Regions from separate parts of the Homo sapiens genome. Here region 2 is linked to region 1. Evidence: chromatin loops called from intact Hi-C (ENCODE). Cell type or tissue: dorsolateral prefrontal cortex. All regions are shown on one strand. Each heading gives the region's core, and the rest is flanking DNA. Links, peaks and the distances in the headings are about the cores only.

Region 1 (8,332 bases), core at 130-8,129:
TTCTCCCAGATCCTTGCCAACACTGGCTATGGTCAGTCTGCTAACTTTCAACCTGTTTAAATTTAGTGGCATATTACTAAATGCGTAGTGGTATATCACTGTGATTTCAATCTGTATTTCCTAATGACTGATGATCTTGAACATCTTTTTATGTGCTTATTTGCCACTCATAGGTATATATCCAAGAGAAATGAAAGACTATGCTCACAAAAGGACACATACAAAAATATTTATGGAAGTTTTATTCATAGTAGTTCCCAAATGGAAACGAACCTAATGTACATTAACAGGAATCACAAAACAAACTGTGATATAGTCATACAATAAAATACTACTTAGCAATAACAGGAACGAGCAATGGATTTTCCCAGCTACATGGATAAAACTCAGTGTTATATTGAGTTTGAGTCAAAGAAGCCACAAAGTTTCCTTACTGTATGGTTCCACTTACATAAAATTCAAAAATAGCTAAAACTAATCTACGATGCTAGAAATCAGAACAGTGCTTGCCTCTGTGAATGGGAGGGTTGACTAGAAAGATCATTTTCTAGGTTGATAGCAATGTTTTATATCTTGATTGAGTGATGGTATATACATGTGCTGAATATCATTGACAAAAATCTATGCATTTAATTGTATGTAAATTATACCTCAATTTTAAAATAATTCATATTCAGGTTTTACTTTTTGTTCAAACCACACTTGTGATTAAATAATCTCAAGTGGAAATTTAAGAAATCTTTTATTCCTCCCAAATCTTAACAAGCAATCCAGGGCTTCACACCTGTGCAGGCTGGCTGGCAGGGGCTCTGACCCACTCTAGGCTCTGAAGATGAAGGGGGCTCTCAGGCAGGGACTACTGTGCAAATTCCCTGACCTCAAATGATGGTGCCACCATAGCAGCAGGAGCAAGAGGACAACAGGGACCTGGTGTGGTCTGGAGCTGCTCAAACTGCAGAGATGCTTCTAACACAGGAGAGGGTCACACACCCATGCTGGTGGGCCCTCTGTTCATGGCTGCAGCCAGGGCTGGCCCACGGGTGCATGGCTGTAGAGTAATACAGGGTCCCACACTCAGAAGGGCCTTGAGCTTGGGGCTTACTGCTGGGGTTCTTGTCTTGAAATGCTTGCTGATCCTCTTTGAATTTGTGTTCTATACGAGAAGGGTGACGGGACAGTGGAGAATGTGCCAGGGCTTGCAGCCTCGGCTCATGTGTGGCCCTGACTCTCACCTCCTCCTCAGCATCCCAGGATGGCTCTCTGCTGCCTGCTTCTCACCCCTATCCCCTGGGTGGTCTCCCCCACTCACCCCTGCTGCTGCCTTCAACCTTGAACAGTGACCTGGTCACATTGAGGGAGGGAGCATTCTGCCATTGCCCTCCACCCCTGGCAGGGGCCTGGGTGTGGGTATGGGTGAGGCAATGGTTGGGCCCACACCACCAGGCATCTCAGGGCGGGGCAAGGGTATGGCTGTCACTGCCCAGGCTGATAGCACCATGGTGCATACAGTGGGCCTCTTGCTCACCTTCAAGTCAGGTTTTGAACACATCCTGGTACAGGGGTTGCAAGCTGTTGGATGTTGTCTGTCTGTAGAGGGTTGGGCAGTGGGCCCAAAGGAAACCCCTAGCTGAGGCTCTACATTTGCCTTCTGCAGTGGGTCCTACAAATTATGTGGCCAGTTCTGGCTACAGCCACTGTCGGGGGACTCCCCTGCCTGCTGTCTGTATACTTTCCCTTGCATGATCCCAGGCCCGACAGCTGAGCATATGGGATAAGAGTTTCCCCATTCGCTGAGCTCTTCGCTTGCCCTTGTGGTGTGCATTCCACGGGGTGGCCATTGCCCTAACGGTGGGTAACACTAGCAAGCTGGTCCAGGAGGGGGAGCCATTTCCAACGCCTTATGTGCTGTCTTCAGAAATGATCTCTAAGTGCTGCTCTCAGGAGGATAACAAGTGAGCCCATCCCGCCACCTTGAATGACAGCCCATAGGACACAAAGATTGGCAGCAAGCTGCTTTGGGTGGGCATCATGCTCACTCATTCATTCATTCATTCATTCAGATACCTATTGAGTGTGTGCCAGGCCATATTCTAAGTGCTAGAGATATAGCAGTGAACAAAACATACAAAAATCCCTGCCTTTATGGAGCTTATATTTGAGTGGAGGAGACAGGCGGGAAGTGATAAGTACCATGAAGAAAAAGAAAACTAAAAAAGGAGATGAGGAGTGAAGGGACAAGGGATATTTAGATAAGGTGGTCAGGGAGGGCTTCTTGGAGGAGGCAGCCTTTCAGCATGGAGTGAGGGAACAAGCTGAAGAGGATCAGAGTCCAGACCGAGTGCCAAGTCCCTCGGGTGGGAGTGAATTTGATGTTTTCAAGGAAGAGCAAGAAGGATGATTGGGATGAAGGAGAGAAGAAGGACGTGGGCAAAGATGGGGTTAGAGGCGAGTTGGGGACAGAGCAGCAGGGCTGGGTGGGGAGCTCTGGCTGTGTCCTAAGTGTAGTAACAAGCCACTGGTGGATTTTAAGCAGGAGAGTGGTACGATATGATCTATGTTCTTTCAAATGCATGCTGGCTGCTGGGTGGAGGATTGACAGAAATGTGGCAAAAGGAGAAGCAGGGAGGCAGCCTAGGTCTGAGCAAGAGAGCCGGGCCTGGACTGGGGGGCACTGAGGAAGAGCGGAGGGCTTGGTGAGACAGTGGAGGGTAGTGTGAGTGAAGGAGGCGGGGTAAGAAGGACTGTGTAGGTTTGCAGCTGAACAATGAGGAGGATGCTGTTTACCGTTTACTAAAAGGGGGAAAACGTGTCAAGACCAGGTTTGGAAGGAAAAAAAAAAATCAAAGAATTTGTTCTAACTACTTTAAGAATGGGATGGCTATTACGTGTCTAAGTGGGGAAAATCAAGGAGGGAGGTGTCCCTGGAGATGTAGAAATGGAAGATTTTAAAGTCATGGGACTAGAAGACATCACCTAGGGAATGAGAGTAAATAGAAAACAGTGTCATCCTACACAAATTACTCTTAGACAATTATCGAGCATGGTAATTTGTGAAATTTAACAATTCTATCTCTACATTAGGAAAGGTGTGTTTGACTTGAAAATATGTGTTTAATTGGGTCATTCAGACCACTTCAAAACTCTTGCCACGTTTATTTCATTTTTCCTTTATGGCTGCAAGTTGTAATGTCTTAGAAACAACACCCAAGCCCCTCTGGGCTGAAGTGATTGTTCTGATGAATGAGGCTTTCTGTCTTCTGAGAGAATGAGGCTAAATGAACAAGAAACAGGTCAGTGCTGTGCAGGCTCTGAACGGCCGAGCTCTAGTTTTGAAGTTTCATTTGTACAGTTGCTGCCTGGGGGAAATGGAAAGAAAAAGAAAAGATCCCCTGGTATTTCTGTCACAACAGGTTGGAGCTGGCCCGCTGGCTTTGTTCTTGGACTGCACGAATGAATGGGCGGCTTGTTTCCTGGCCCCTTTTGACTGCTCTGCACTGCTCACCTGGATGAGGCGCAGTCCTGAACTGGGGTCTTGGGACATTTCCAGCATTCGTTGACATCAGCAGAAACTTCAGTCCTAAATGCATCCAGGCGGTACCTCGTGCTGTCCTGTCTGCCAGCTAGGAGCTGGAGAAGGCCCATCCTCCCTCTGCCTTGCTCTCTTGGGTCCTTCCTGCCCTCCTTCCAAGAGCCTTTCACAGCACTCTCTGTGGAAGAGGCCCTCAGCCTCCCTCCTGGAACCTCAGCGGGCAGGGCTGCCCAATTCTGCTGCTATGTGAGGAGTTAGCCCCTGCTACAGGAGCGACAGAGTGCATGGGGTGACAGTAGTAAAGGCACAAAGGTGGCTGTGGTCATCGAGGGGTGGTGGGGATGATGGCGGTGAGGCGGTGGTGATGGCTAACGGTGGTGGAGGCAATGGTAGTGGTGACGGCAGGGATGGTGGTGGTTGATGGCAGTAAGGATGGCGATCGGGGTGGTGACGATAGACGTAGTTAGAAACAGCTCATTTTCTTCCCCTCTGAGAATGAGTACAGACAAATGACTCATGACTGAGGCCACGGGACTGCTCTCTGCACAGAGCAGGAAGAAGACATACATAACTGAGTATAACTTTGTCACAACGGAGTACTCGGTGGTGCACAAGACTGGGTGTGCACGTGCCAGGACAAGTCCCTCGGTGCACACAGCGCACGTGAGCTGGAGCCCAGCATGGAGCTGAGGAACAGCGCTGGGGTCCCGGCGGTTCACCAGCTTACCACCAGGTGTCGCTGTGTGCACGAGGGCAAAGGGCACCCGCAGACCAGCAGGGCCGAGCCGGGCTCTGCAGAATCGGACTGGGCTCCCTGTGGGGAGACCACATTCTGTCTGACGCCAGCAGAAGAAGTGCCTGTCCCCAAGATTTCAGGGGACACCTCAGACCCGAGTCATGCAGCAGCTCCGAGGCAGGTGGTGCCCCTGAACTTTCTAGCCGTTCAAAGTCAGTGCACATCCAAGCGTTTGCTGAGTGATTCTGCTGCGCGGGTAACCACCCAGACCCGTGAACAGTGCAGGAGGCCAGTTCGGAAGTTATCATGAGATGATCACCCAGTGTGATGGAAGCATCTCCTGGGACCGGCTGACAATTTGGGAAGTTTACAGAGCACTTGAGAGAGACACAACCCGAGGGGACTGTTTTGGAGATGGGAGATAAAAGGAGATGATATTTGTATTCAATACCTTAGAGACAGGAAATGACATGTTTTGTGAGCTTTGCATTTCCGAGCAGTCTCTCAGATGATGGTCTTTAGAATGTCCAGGGGCACCTGGGTTCTCTACGACTTCCCTGGTTGTGCTGTCCCACGGCGTCTCCAGGTTGGTGACACTCAAGCACTACAGGAATACGTGATGGTGTCCTCTGAGAGGCACTATGGCACATCTCAGGCCAAGGGAAGGCTGGTCTGGACAGGGAAGCTGGCAGTGACCATGTGGTCACTAGGCAGCATTCCCATAGCTGGGCTCACTTCTAAATACCACGTAAAGGAGAGAGTACTGGCTTTGGAGTCTAACGATCTTGAGATCTTGAGTCTAATTCTCCCATCTGGAAAATGGGAGAATAAGCCTTTCCCTGAAGCCCATAGAGAGAAGCACATGCCATAGTGAAATGTAAGGCACTTAGCATGGTTCCTGGTGCACAGTGGGTGCAGAAAATGCTAGGCCTTTCCTCCCTTCCCATCAAATAGATAACCTAATCAAAAGAAAATCTGTAAAAACAAAACAAAAGATATAGCAACATTTCTTATGCGCATCAGACTGGGTCTAACTATTAGACTGTGGATTAATCTATTTCAAGTGAGTATTGATAGAAAAGATCTACGGGCTCACATGTATTGCACATTTATTATGTTCCAGACACCATAAGGACTTGATGTAGATTTTGTTACAGATTTTTGACAACACTTTATTATAAAGTTTTTAGTTTGTAAATCTTTTTAACATTAAGATTTCTTCAAAGTGACCTAAAAAAAAAGGTACCTTAGCTAAGTCCGAGGTTTGTCTTAAGAGCTGCTCTCAAGCTGTTTGAATGGCCTGTCCCAGCCTGGTCTTGTCTCCCAGCAGGAGACCCAGAGCAAGTCAGCTAGAGGCTGGCAGAGATAATGCCATCCCCAGGTGGCAAAGCTGTTAACCGCGCATCGCCAAACCCTCCAGGCCTGAGGTTTAACAATGCCCCACAGCAGGAGTTGTGCTGAGATATTAAGAAAGAGACAAAAGGGAAAGCTATGTCGAATGTGAGTTCAAATTGTTCAGCAGAAAACCTGGAAAAGTAATTAGCAGACTCTTGTGAGGAAAGAATTAATGCCCAACTGACCTCCCAAGACTCTGTAATATCTGAATTTCCACTGTTGGATATTCATTTCTTTGAATAGCCCTTCTGGGTTCCTCTCTGAAACTCTACATTTGAACTTTAAAGTTAAAGCATTAATTAATTAATTCACTCATTGAATAATTCTGTGTTCCTACTGTGGGTGAGATGCTAGGTCCTGGGACACAGCAGAGAATAAGGGAGATATGGATCCTGCCCTCAAAGCTTATGATCCAGTTTCTGGCTGTCAAGTGTAGCCGTGTGGTTTGTCCACTGCACGATAAGCCAAGTGGCGGAAGAAATCCAGAAGCTGGCTGGGTCCAAAGGGAGAACAGGGACATAGGATAAAGAGCCTGCATTTGAAGTTAGGGTGAGGAGAAGGGAAGCAGGAATGACGTGGGGGGCTCTAGTCTTCCTGTCTAAGTGCTGGGGACCCCCCCTGAGCAAGACCCTTCTCTCTTGGCCTTGGTCTTCTCTTCTTCCACATATGGGGAGCTGGAAGTGGACCAGTCTTGACTTCCTCTGTAGCTTTCACCTTCCTCATTGCCCCAACATCCCTGAGAGTGTGCCTTTGATCTCAAAAGAAGTCATCTTTCCCAGTTAGGAATTTTTAAAGCACAGAGTGTGCTAGCAGAAGACAGAGTGTTGTCCTTCAAGCCTGACCAAAGGAAAGTCTTTGCCATGAAGGGAGGACACAGGGAGCAAAGGATAGCCGGGAGTCTGGGGAGGTGAGAGGGGGAGACCTGCCTCCGTGGCTCTCCTGGGCTGTGCTGACCCGCAGGACCAGTGGCTTGGGTCTCCTGCATAATGAGCCCATGTCACTTCATGGGGGTTCTGGGCAGATGAATAGCGCTGCCCTGCCCCCTCCGCACTCCCTAATTGGAGAATGTCATGAAGTTGGTCTCCAGACAGAGATCATTAGGAAGAGACTAACAATTCTGATCCCTCATAACGGAGCTCTCATGGCCAATTAGCAGCAGAGGAAACTGAACTGTACCGTGGGTTGGGGAATGATCAATGCCGGCATTGTGCATTCTGGCAGGGTGGATCACTGGGTGGCTGGGGAGTGGAGGCAAAAGTAGTAGAAGCGGTGGCAATGGGGGCTATGGAGGAGCAATCTCTGGCTGGAGGCACAAGCCTCAGTCCTGTTATTTCCCAGGGAGACAGTCAGCCAGTTCTGCTTTAATAATGCACTGATAGAAGCTCCAGTTCCCTTCTTTAGTTTAGCAAACACCACTGCTACTGCAATCCAGAACCCAAACCAGGCTAAAATGTTTCCTTTTTCCGAAAGTCAGCACAAGTTCTGGGAGGAGTAAGCTGAGATTTCAGGTTCTAAAACAACCTAAATCTCAGCATGTCTTATGTTCTCAGTGTTCCGTCTCTCAAATGCCCAACGGCCCAGAGGAATTTTGGTTTATCAAACCTTGAAATACCCCAACATTCCTCACAGTACTCTTCCATCCTATGAACTAGCTCACACTGCCCCCCAAGACTACCCCAGCAATGTCACCACTGGAGAACACACAGGCTCTGGAGTCAGGCAGCCCTGGGTTACAATCTCACTTCAGCTGTGTGACCTTGGACCAGCCACATAACCTCTCTGGGCCTCAGTTTCCACACCTATAGAGCATGGATAACAACTACTATCTTCCCCAAGGACGAGAGACGGCTCATGTGCAATGCCCAGCACAGTGTGGGCCACCAGAAGGTGCTCAGTAACTGGAAGGGTGCCTTGTTTTATCAGCTCCCACAGCTGAGCCCTGTTCTCAAGGAATGAACCCAGGGGCCTGAGAGGATGTAGCCCCTTTTGGCAGTAGAGATATAAGAGTCCACTTCCGAGGCTTGCCTTTCTCAATTTGCAGGGCTACTGCCTTCTCCAGACCTCCCAAGCCCAGGAAACTGTTGGTAAGTGAAAGGGTGAGTGAGTGTGTGTTGCGGGGGTGGGAGTTCTACACAACACAGGCGGCTCTCCTCATGAGTGCTTCCAGCAATTAGTGCACGCAATGGCGGGGGGAAGGGCGGGAATGGCGGGGGCGATAGGGGTAAAAATGCAGATTCCTGGACTCCACACCCAGTGACTCTGTTCAGTAGTTCTGAGGCAGGGTCTAGGAATGTGCCTTTTTAACTAGGACCGTGGCTGAGTTAGGTTACAAAGCTGTGGTCTTAGATCACATGTTGAGAAGCCCTACAGGGTTGCAACTTCTGCCATCAGGACAGACAAGGCTTTGGTTCCTTCTCAGAGGTTTCATCTGGCCATGTGGCTCCAGAGAAGTGTGAGGGTTTGGGTTTCTCTGGGGAGGTGCACACAGGACCTTTGCTGTCTATAGTTGCGCCTTCTGGAAACATTGGGCAGGCACAAGGGGTGAGAGGTGGAGCTGGGGAGGCAGCTATTTCAAGAACTCTTCTGGAGTCCCTAATGGGAGAAAAATCACACTCTATACCCAGATATCAACTTGTGTGAGTTGGGAGGTCACAAGTAATGTGTGAATAACA
Region 2 (8,332 bases), core at 60-8,059, 560 kb after region 1:
GCCTGTAATCCCAGCTACTCAAGAGGCTGAGGCAGGAGAATCGCTTGAACCTGGGAGGCAGAGGTTGCAGTAAGCCGAGATCGCGCCACTGCACTCCAGCCTGGGCAACAGAGCAAGACATTGTCTCAAACAAAAAAAGAAAAAGCCAGGGGAGAGGGGGTACGTGGTGACTCACGCCTGTAATCCTAGCATTTTGGGAGGCCGAGGCAGCAGGACTGCTTGAGCCCAGGATATAGCTTGGGCAACAGAGCGAGATCCTGTCTCTATAAGGAAAAAAAAAAAAAAGAAGCAGCAAGTAGAGCACTGAGATTCTGAGTGATTTATTTTTACTGCTACTGATGTTATTACTTTTATAAACGATTCTACCAGAAAAATGGCATGGAAGTCCGGGTGCAGTGGTTCATGCCTATAATCCCAGCACTTTGGGAGGCCAAGGCGGGCAGATCATTTGAGGTCAGGAGTTTGAGACCAGCCTGGCTAACATGATGAAACCCTGTCTCTACTAAAAACATAAAAATTAGCTGGGCATGGTGGCAGGTGCCTGTAATCCCAGCAACCTGGGGGGGTGAGGCAGGAGAATCGTCTGAACCCAGGAGGCAGAGGTTGCAGTGAGCTGAGATCTCACCACTGCACTCCAGTCTGGGTGACAGAGTGAGACTCTGGCTCAAAAAATAAAAGTAAAAATAAAAAATGTTATGGAAAGAGAAGAAAATGAGAAGAGAACACAGCCAGAAATGGCAAGAAAGGTGGGGCTGCACATATGCCTCAGAAGGCAAGTTAGAGCCCTTGGCACAACCTGCTGCAGCCACTGCTGGGGAGATACAGTTGGCACTGACCCAGCCTCTTGGAGGAGCAGCACTTCAAAAGAGCTTAATCCACAATTCATCTCGTCCACCTGTGCATACTCCTCACCCATGCTGCAACATCTAAGCCTGGCAGGATTTGAAAGGGAGCTTTTTGCTACATCATAAAATGTCTCCCTCTTTCAAAAACATTCAGAATGAAACCCCAGCTGGCCAAGCTCCCTCCTCTCTTACAAACACACTGAATGACTCCAGTTGCTGGGAATATCCCTTTCCCTTCTTCAGTCATTCAAATTCTCCTCTTCCTCTTTTGGGGCCCTGCTTAAGCTCTCAGAATTTGAAAGTCTGCCCCACCCAGCTGAACAGCCTATACAAACTCTGCAGTCACTGCCACCCCTAAAAAGGCATACGAAGAGCTCAGAGTCTACACTTTGTCCTCTGTCGGGCTGGGGTCGGCACAGATCATAGACTGTCTCTCATTACTGCTTTCAGATTGTTGTTTATACACACAGTGCATACTGGTGCCTGGTCAGAAGCAACCTTCTCCATGGAGGGAACCACAGAAAACAAAAACAGTTAAAGTGGCTGCCACTGCGGAGCTGGGATGAGCAGGCTGAGGCAGGCTGGAATCACTGCTTTTCATAGGCCCATCTGTACTGTTTGATTTTACAACCATGGGTTCAGACTCCTTTGATTAAAAAAATTAAGAAAAATTTTAATGCTGCAATTTTTTAAAAAGGAATGACCATCCTCCTTGCATCAGATGGTCTTCAAGCCTGCCTAGACCCTCTCAAACATCTTTAACATAAAATCAGTGTCTGAGTTCTGCCTCATCATTGTGGGCATTTCCAGTGGAAATGGCATTGGTTAACTGTGAGTCAGAGCCCACGTACTTTGGAATCCAGCAAAGGGCTTCAGGACCTAAGAACAAAAACTCTAGTCTTCACAAGACACTCTCCCTAAATCAGAGAATACATTCTAAATTTTCTTTTTTTTTTTTCCCCAAGATGGGATCTTGCTCTGTTTCCCAGGCTGGAGAGCAGTGGCAAAATCATAGCTCACTGTAACCTCAAACTCCTGGGCTCAAGTGATCACAGGCATGTTGCCACCATGCCCAGCTAATTTTTAAAAAATTTCTTAGAGACAGAGTATTTCTATGTTCCCCAGGCTGGTCCCAAACTCCTGGCCTCAAGTGATCCTCCCGCCTCAGCCTCCCAAGTAGCTAGGATTACACGTATGAGCCACACATTGTAAATTTTCGTTTCCCCATGAAATTCAGCGAGACAGACATTATGCTTCTAGAAAGTACAGGGAGACCCAGGCACTGCCTGATTCACAGAGAATCCTGTCTTCTGTAGACAGCCCAAGTATGCTACAATAAAACAGCAGCCTGTCAAAAATAAGATTTTTGAATGACTTTAGTAATATATTCAAATGGGGAAGTTTCTTGGGCTTACATGTTTTTAAAAAAGGCCAGACTTTTCAGAATATCCTAAAACCAGGAACACAATACTGCCTTCCTGTACAGAGCTTTCAAAACCATAAACAGAAGGCAGATGCAGTGGCTCACACCTGTAATCCCAGCACTTTGGGAGGCCAAGGCGGGCAGATCGCTTGAGCTCACAAGTTCAAGAACAACCTGGGCAACATGGCGAAATCCTGCCTCCACAAAAAATACAAAAATTAGCCAGGTGTGGTGGCATGCACCTGTAGTCCCAGCTACTTGCAAGGCTGAGGTGGGAGTATCACTTAATCCCGGGAGGTGGAGGCTGCAGAGATCGTGCCACTGAACTCCAGCCTGGGTGAGAGAGTGAGACCCTGTCACCAAAAAATAATAATAATAAATAAATAAATACACAGGTGGAACTGTTCAAATTCATCTATATGAAGCACAAAGAATTTCTGTTATGCATTTGGGCCCCTGCAAGCACCAGGGCAACCCAGATGAGTTGTGTCAGCTGCCTTCACGCTGGTTCCAAAAATAAACCATACCCACTTGTTGCTTATTTAAAATGCTGAAGCTCAGATATGTGGGGGAAATGGCTAACAGCCATTGTTCCTCCTAGAATTGGTACTGAAGAATTGGTGCCAATGCCCAATTTCAAACCAAGGAAAACACTTCCCATGCCAATCAGAATTCTACGTTCAAAAACATTTCTATGCATGTGGTATGTTTCCTATAGCTTTTTAGTATGTTTCACCTCTTCTTAATTAAACATATAATAAAATTGATATTTTCTTTGCTTTTTTTTTTTTTTTTTTTTTTTGAGACGGAGTCTTGCTCTGTTGCTCAGGCTAGAGCGCAGTGGCGTGATCTCGGCTCATTGCAAACTCCACCTCCCAGGTTCAAGCGATTCTCCTGCTTCAGCCTCCCAAGTAGCTGGGATTACAGGCACCCGCCACCACGCCCAGCTAATTTTTGTATTTTTAGTAGAGATGGGGTTTCACCTTCTTGACCAGGCTGGTCTTGAACTTCTGACCTCGTGATCCACCCGCCTCGGCCTCCCAAAGTGCTGGGATTACAGGCGTGAGCCACGACGCCCGGCCAAAATGGATATTTTCTTGGTATACATTTTTACGAATTTTAACACACGTACACAGATTAATGTAACCATGACGACAGTCAGAATATAGAACAGTTCCCTCCCCGAAACTCCCTCAGTCACTGCTTTGTAGTCATACCCTCCCCGCCCCCTGCCAACCACTAGATTGTCCATCTCTATAGTTTTCCTGTGACTTTTTAGCTGTAACAGATTCCAAATTAATGATAAAAATTCCTCAAAAAATTTATTAATGGAAATATTAGTTTACACATTAATATCACTGATTTGCCTTAAGTTTAAGAAGTTACTTCTTTAGTGACCTCTAGTGGAAAGAAATAAACATGGTAACTCTGCACCCAGCTTGTGCCTGTCACAGGTTAATTCCTCATGAAACTAAATAAAACAAGGTTTATGGATAAAACAAGATTCATGAATGAAATGTGTTTCCCTTAACTTAAATCATCAATCTACTTCAATTCTCAAGGGGCTCTCTCCTAACCTATAATCACTGTTTCCCTTCACCATACTGTCCAATAGTTACTTTTACATGCTTCACTGTACAGAGAAGATAGTTTGTAACTGAGATAATCAGCTCCTAAATTTGTCTACCATGTCTACATGTCATCAAGCCCAGCAGGCTAATCCTCAGGCATTAGACAGAGAAAGAGAGCTGTTTTGTTAACTAAAACAAAAACTGCAGGGAATGGACACGCTCTGGACTGACACCATGTCCCTGCTGTAATTAATCAGCCACTTTGTGTACCTGTGGCAATATATACTGTTCACAGAGTGGAAAGGATCTAAGACACTCCAGGAAATGGGTAGGTGGGAAACAAAAGATAGCAGCAGGCCATGTGGCTCATCTAATGCCAACAAACTCACTTTACAGTGGTTAAAAACTGGGCTTTCTTAAAAAAAAAAAAAAAAAAACAGTGAAAAGCAATCCCCTTACCACACATGCTCCAACCCCACCCCTCCCACCCTGCTGCCCCCATGTACACTTACACATTAGTGTGAAGCTGGAATTCATCAGTCTTGTAGCCAACTGCAAAGTTGCTCTGGGTCACTCGGGATTTTGCAGTCTCAAAATTCATCTGGTAGCCGGCCAGCCAGCCCTCGTAACCTAGCACCAGAGCACCCCGGATGGAAGGCCCAGCAATGTCGAAATCCATGTCGCAGCCCAGGTTAATGTGCTCCCGCTTGTACCCTGTCTTGATTTTAGCATTTTTTTTCCTGAAGGAAAATAAGTTATATTAAGATCAGAAGCTAACTCACCTTGAAATGCAAGTTGTCTTTTTTTTTTTTTTAATCCCAGGTCAAATAAAGGGAGTGGGGTGGGGGTGAAGTCAGGGCTCCAGTTCTCCCTTAAGCCACTGCTGTACCACAATGAGCAGGACACAACCTCTCTTCCACAGGGACTCAGTCTGCAGAAACCCCACAATAACGAAGTGAGAACACAGACAGGAAAAGCCTGAAAAATAAATACGAAGTAACTTTCTTCTCCTATCCTCTTTGTATGCTTAACGTAGCAGCCTACACAGGCATTCATTAGGTAGAAAGCCACCATGTAATTATGAAACAGATGCATCTTTGATATTTTCCAAACCTGTGGAAAAGATTTATCTGCCATGAAGGCAGCTACCTAAATAGCAGCTTTTAAAGAGACGGTTTTCTTCTTACTCTGTGGCTCACATGGTTAAGTAAGGAAACAAAGGCTATGTTCCCTCTAAGTGAGTACAACAGTAAAATGGATTTCAATTCCATATTCATGAGACCCCAATGAGTACATATTTCAGAGAACCGGGTACTGATGTAGAACCTGGAACTCTGCAGTCATGGGGGCCAGGAAGTGTTAGTTAGCCAGACAGTATCCCAGGTCCAACCTGATGATACCAGATGTGAGTCTATAAGCAGTTCAGTGTCTCTACTGCCGGTTCCTCAAGACCCAGCATCCCTTAGGAAGAGCAGGTGAATAGTGTCACCTGCAGACCTATTATTACCATGTCTTTTACCAAAAGTACACACTGGAGAACAAGATCACATCCAACAAATACAACATGGATCATTTTTATCTGATTGTCTCTATCATTCAGTTACAAGATCGACATCTCCCACAGGAAGCTGCATTCTCAGCAGAGACCACAGGAGGAACCAGATCCACTCAGAGCCTCAAGGACTACACAGCACTGTTCACTTCTAGCTTTATTCACATTGAGATTAATGCTTCATCCTCAGCACCTAGACCATTTCCTCCTAAATGGAACCAGTGCTCCTTGGAGAAATGGCCAACTACAGATCTTAGGCAGGAAATGTACACAGTAACCTAAAACATCTATCAAAGCTATTGAAGACTACTGGGGTGGAGGCAAAAGGACTTACAAGGTAACCTGAAGAGGCTCCCAAGGGCTTCGACAATGGAGCAATGTGAGCCTCAATAAGAAAAATATTAGCAATAGGCTGAAACATATTAAACAGTATGTTTATTCTAGGCATTATAATGACACTCGGGGCCAGGCGCAGTGGCTCATGCCAGTAATTCCAGCACTTTGGGAGGCTGAGGCAGGTGGATCACAAGGTCAGAAGTTCGAGACCAGCCTGGCCAACATGGTGAAACACCGTCTCTACTAAAAACACAAAAATTAGCTGGGCGCGGTGGTGGGCGTGTGTAATCCCAGCTACTCAGGAGGCTGAGGCAGGAGAAACGCTTGAACCCGGGAGGCAGAGGTTGCAGTGAGCCGAGATCGCGCCACTGCACTCCAGCCTGGGCGACAGAGTAAGACTCCGTCTCAAAAAAAAAAAAAAAAGAATTATAATAACGCTCAAATCACATAGCTGTCATCTTTAAAGACTAAAGAACCAACCTGTTATTTTAAAAACAGCAAAAGGCCAGGTGCGGTGGCTTACGCCTATAATCCCAACACTTCGGGAGGCCGAGGTGGGTGGATCACCTGAGGTCAGGAGTTCAAGGCCAGCCTGGCCAACATGGCAAAACCCCATCTCTACTAAAAATGCAAAAATTAGCTGGGTGTGGTGGCACATGCCTGTAATCTCATCTACTTGGGAGGCTGAGGCAGGAGAATCACTTGAACCCAGGAGGTGGAGGTTGCAGTGAGCCAAGACCGCGCCACTGCACTCCAGCCTGGGTAGCAAGAATAAAACTCAGTCTCAAAAAAAAAAAAAAAAATCATGAAACAATCATGTAAATTTGAACAGACTAGAGATTTGACAATATTAAGAAATGATCCACTGGGCGCAGTGGCTCATGCCTGTAATCTCAGCACTTTGGGAGGCTGGGGCAGGCGGATCACCTGAGGTCGGGAGTTCGAGCCCAGCCTGACCAACACGGAGAAATCCCGTCTCTACTAAAAACACAAAATTAGCCGGGTGTGGTGGCCCATGCCTGTAATCCCAGCTACTCAGGAGGCTGAGGCAGGACAATCACTTGAACCCGGGAGGCGGAGGCTGCGTGAGCTGAGATCGCACCATTGCACTCCAGCCTGGGCAACAAGAGTGAAACTCCATCTTTAAAAAAAAAAAAAAAGAAAAAGAAATGATCAACTTTTTTCAATATAATAATAATATCATGGTTATGCTCCTTTAAAATGGATTATTGCCATTTAAAGATACATAATAAAATATTTACAGCTGAAATTAAGTGTTGTTATTTACTTAAAATAGTATGTGCGTGGAGGAGTGTTATATTTATGGCTGTATAAATAAAACATGATTGGCCACAGGTTGGTAACTATCAAAGCTGTGTGATAGGAATAGAATGAGGGTTAAACATATTTTTCTGTATATTTTTGTATGTTTCAGATTTCTCATTAAAAAAAAATAAAGGTTAAAAATTCCAAATTCTCAATGAGACAAGAATTTTAGAGGTCACAGCTGAAAATAAAGCCAGCACCCCTCCCAAGTGATGTAGGAAAATAGCCTGTTCCATGGCAAGAGTGACACCGTCTTGAAACAAAATCACCACTGATACAGTTTCGATGCTGTATCTTCTGAATCTCATGTTGAAATGCAGTCCCCAGTGTTGGACCTGCTGGGTGGTGGTTAGACCATGGGGGTGGATCCCTCATGGATTGGTGCTGTCCTCCCAATAATGAGTTATGAGATCTGGTTGTTTGCGTGTGGCACCTCCCCACCACTCTCTCTCTCTTGCTCCTGCTCTTGCCATGTGATGTGCCTGCTCCTGCTTCATCAATCACCATGACTAAAAGCTTCCTGACGCCTTCCCAGAAGCCGAGCAGATGCCTGTGCTCTGCTTGTACAGACTGCAGAACCATGAGCCAATTGAACCTCTTTTCTTCATAAATTAGCTATCCTCAGGTATTTTTTTCTTTTTTTCAGACAAGGTCTCACTCTGTTGTCCAGGCAGGAGTGCAGTGGTGCGATCATGGCTCACTACAGCCCCTACCTCCTGAGCTCAGGTGATCCTCCCACCTCAGCCTCCCAGGTAGCTAGAACTGACTATAGGTGCGCACCACCAGGCCCAGCTAGTGTGTGTGTGCATGTGGGTAGACGGGGTTTAACCATGTTGCCTAGGCTGGTCTCCAACTCCTGGGCTCAAGCAATCTGCCTGCCTTAGCCTCCCAAAATGCTGGGATTACAGGTGTGAGCCACCTCGCCTGGCCAGGTATTTCTTTAGAGCAATGCAAGGACAAGACTATAGGCGCTCACCACAATGACCAGCGTGTGTGTGTGTGTGTGTGTGTGTGTGTGTGTGTGTGTGTGTGTGTGTGTAGATGGGGTTTCACCATGTTACCTAGGCTGGTCTCCAACTCCTGGGCTCAAGCAATCTGCCTGCCTCAGCCTCCAAAAATGCTAGGATTACAGGCGTGAGCCACCTTGCCTGGCAAGAATAGCCTAATACAGCCATGACGACCAAGGAATGCATCATAGACAATCCCATAAAAGAAACAATGCCAGCCGGGCACAGTGCCTCACACCTGTAATTCCAACACTTTTAGAGGCCAAGGCAGG

What was found. Peaks named below come from ENCODE experiments on the same cell type or tissue, not always from the same donor. Only the 100,000 strongest peaks of a DNase experiment are listed, where the experiment ranks them.
Region 2: a loop joins it to region 1, with 15 times the contacts of the local background. A loop is called at or near these places in 3 of 110 quality-filtered maps.

The regions. Positions count from the first base shown.
Region 1 is chr5:133,419,731-133,428,062 of GRCh38, forward strand. The region is part of intron 3 of FSTL4 (follistatin like 4); the gene reads right to left. It overlaps MIR1289-2 (microRNA 1289-2), which reads right to left and starts at 7,976; the gene lies at 7,866-7,976. RefSeq lists enhancers at 3,987-4,036, 4,127-4,421. In dorsolateral prefrontal cortex, for the core only: CTCF peaks have their summits at 1,875 (motif pointing right), 4,255 (motif pointing right) and 4,457; DNase peaks (open chromatin) are centred at 1,781 and 4,251; H3K27ac peaks cover 892 bases.
Region 2 is chr5:133,976,378-133,984,709 of GRCh38, forward strand. It overlaps VDAC1 (voltage dependent anion channel 1), which reads right to left. Exons shown (of 9, transcript NM_003374.3): 6 at 4,352-4,579. Among named protein-coding and RNA genes, the nearest start is that of C5orf15, 12 kb to the left of the region's middle. In dorsolateral prefrontal cortex, for the core only: a CTCF peak has its summit at 3,677 (motif pointing left); no DNase peak of the experiment used is centred there; H3K27ac peaks cover 2,577 bases.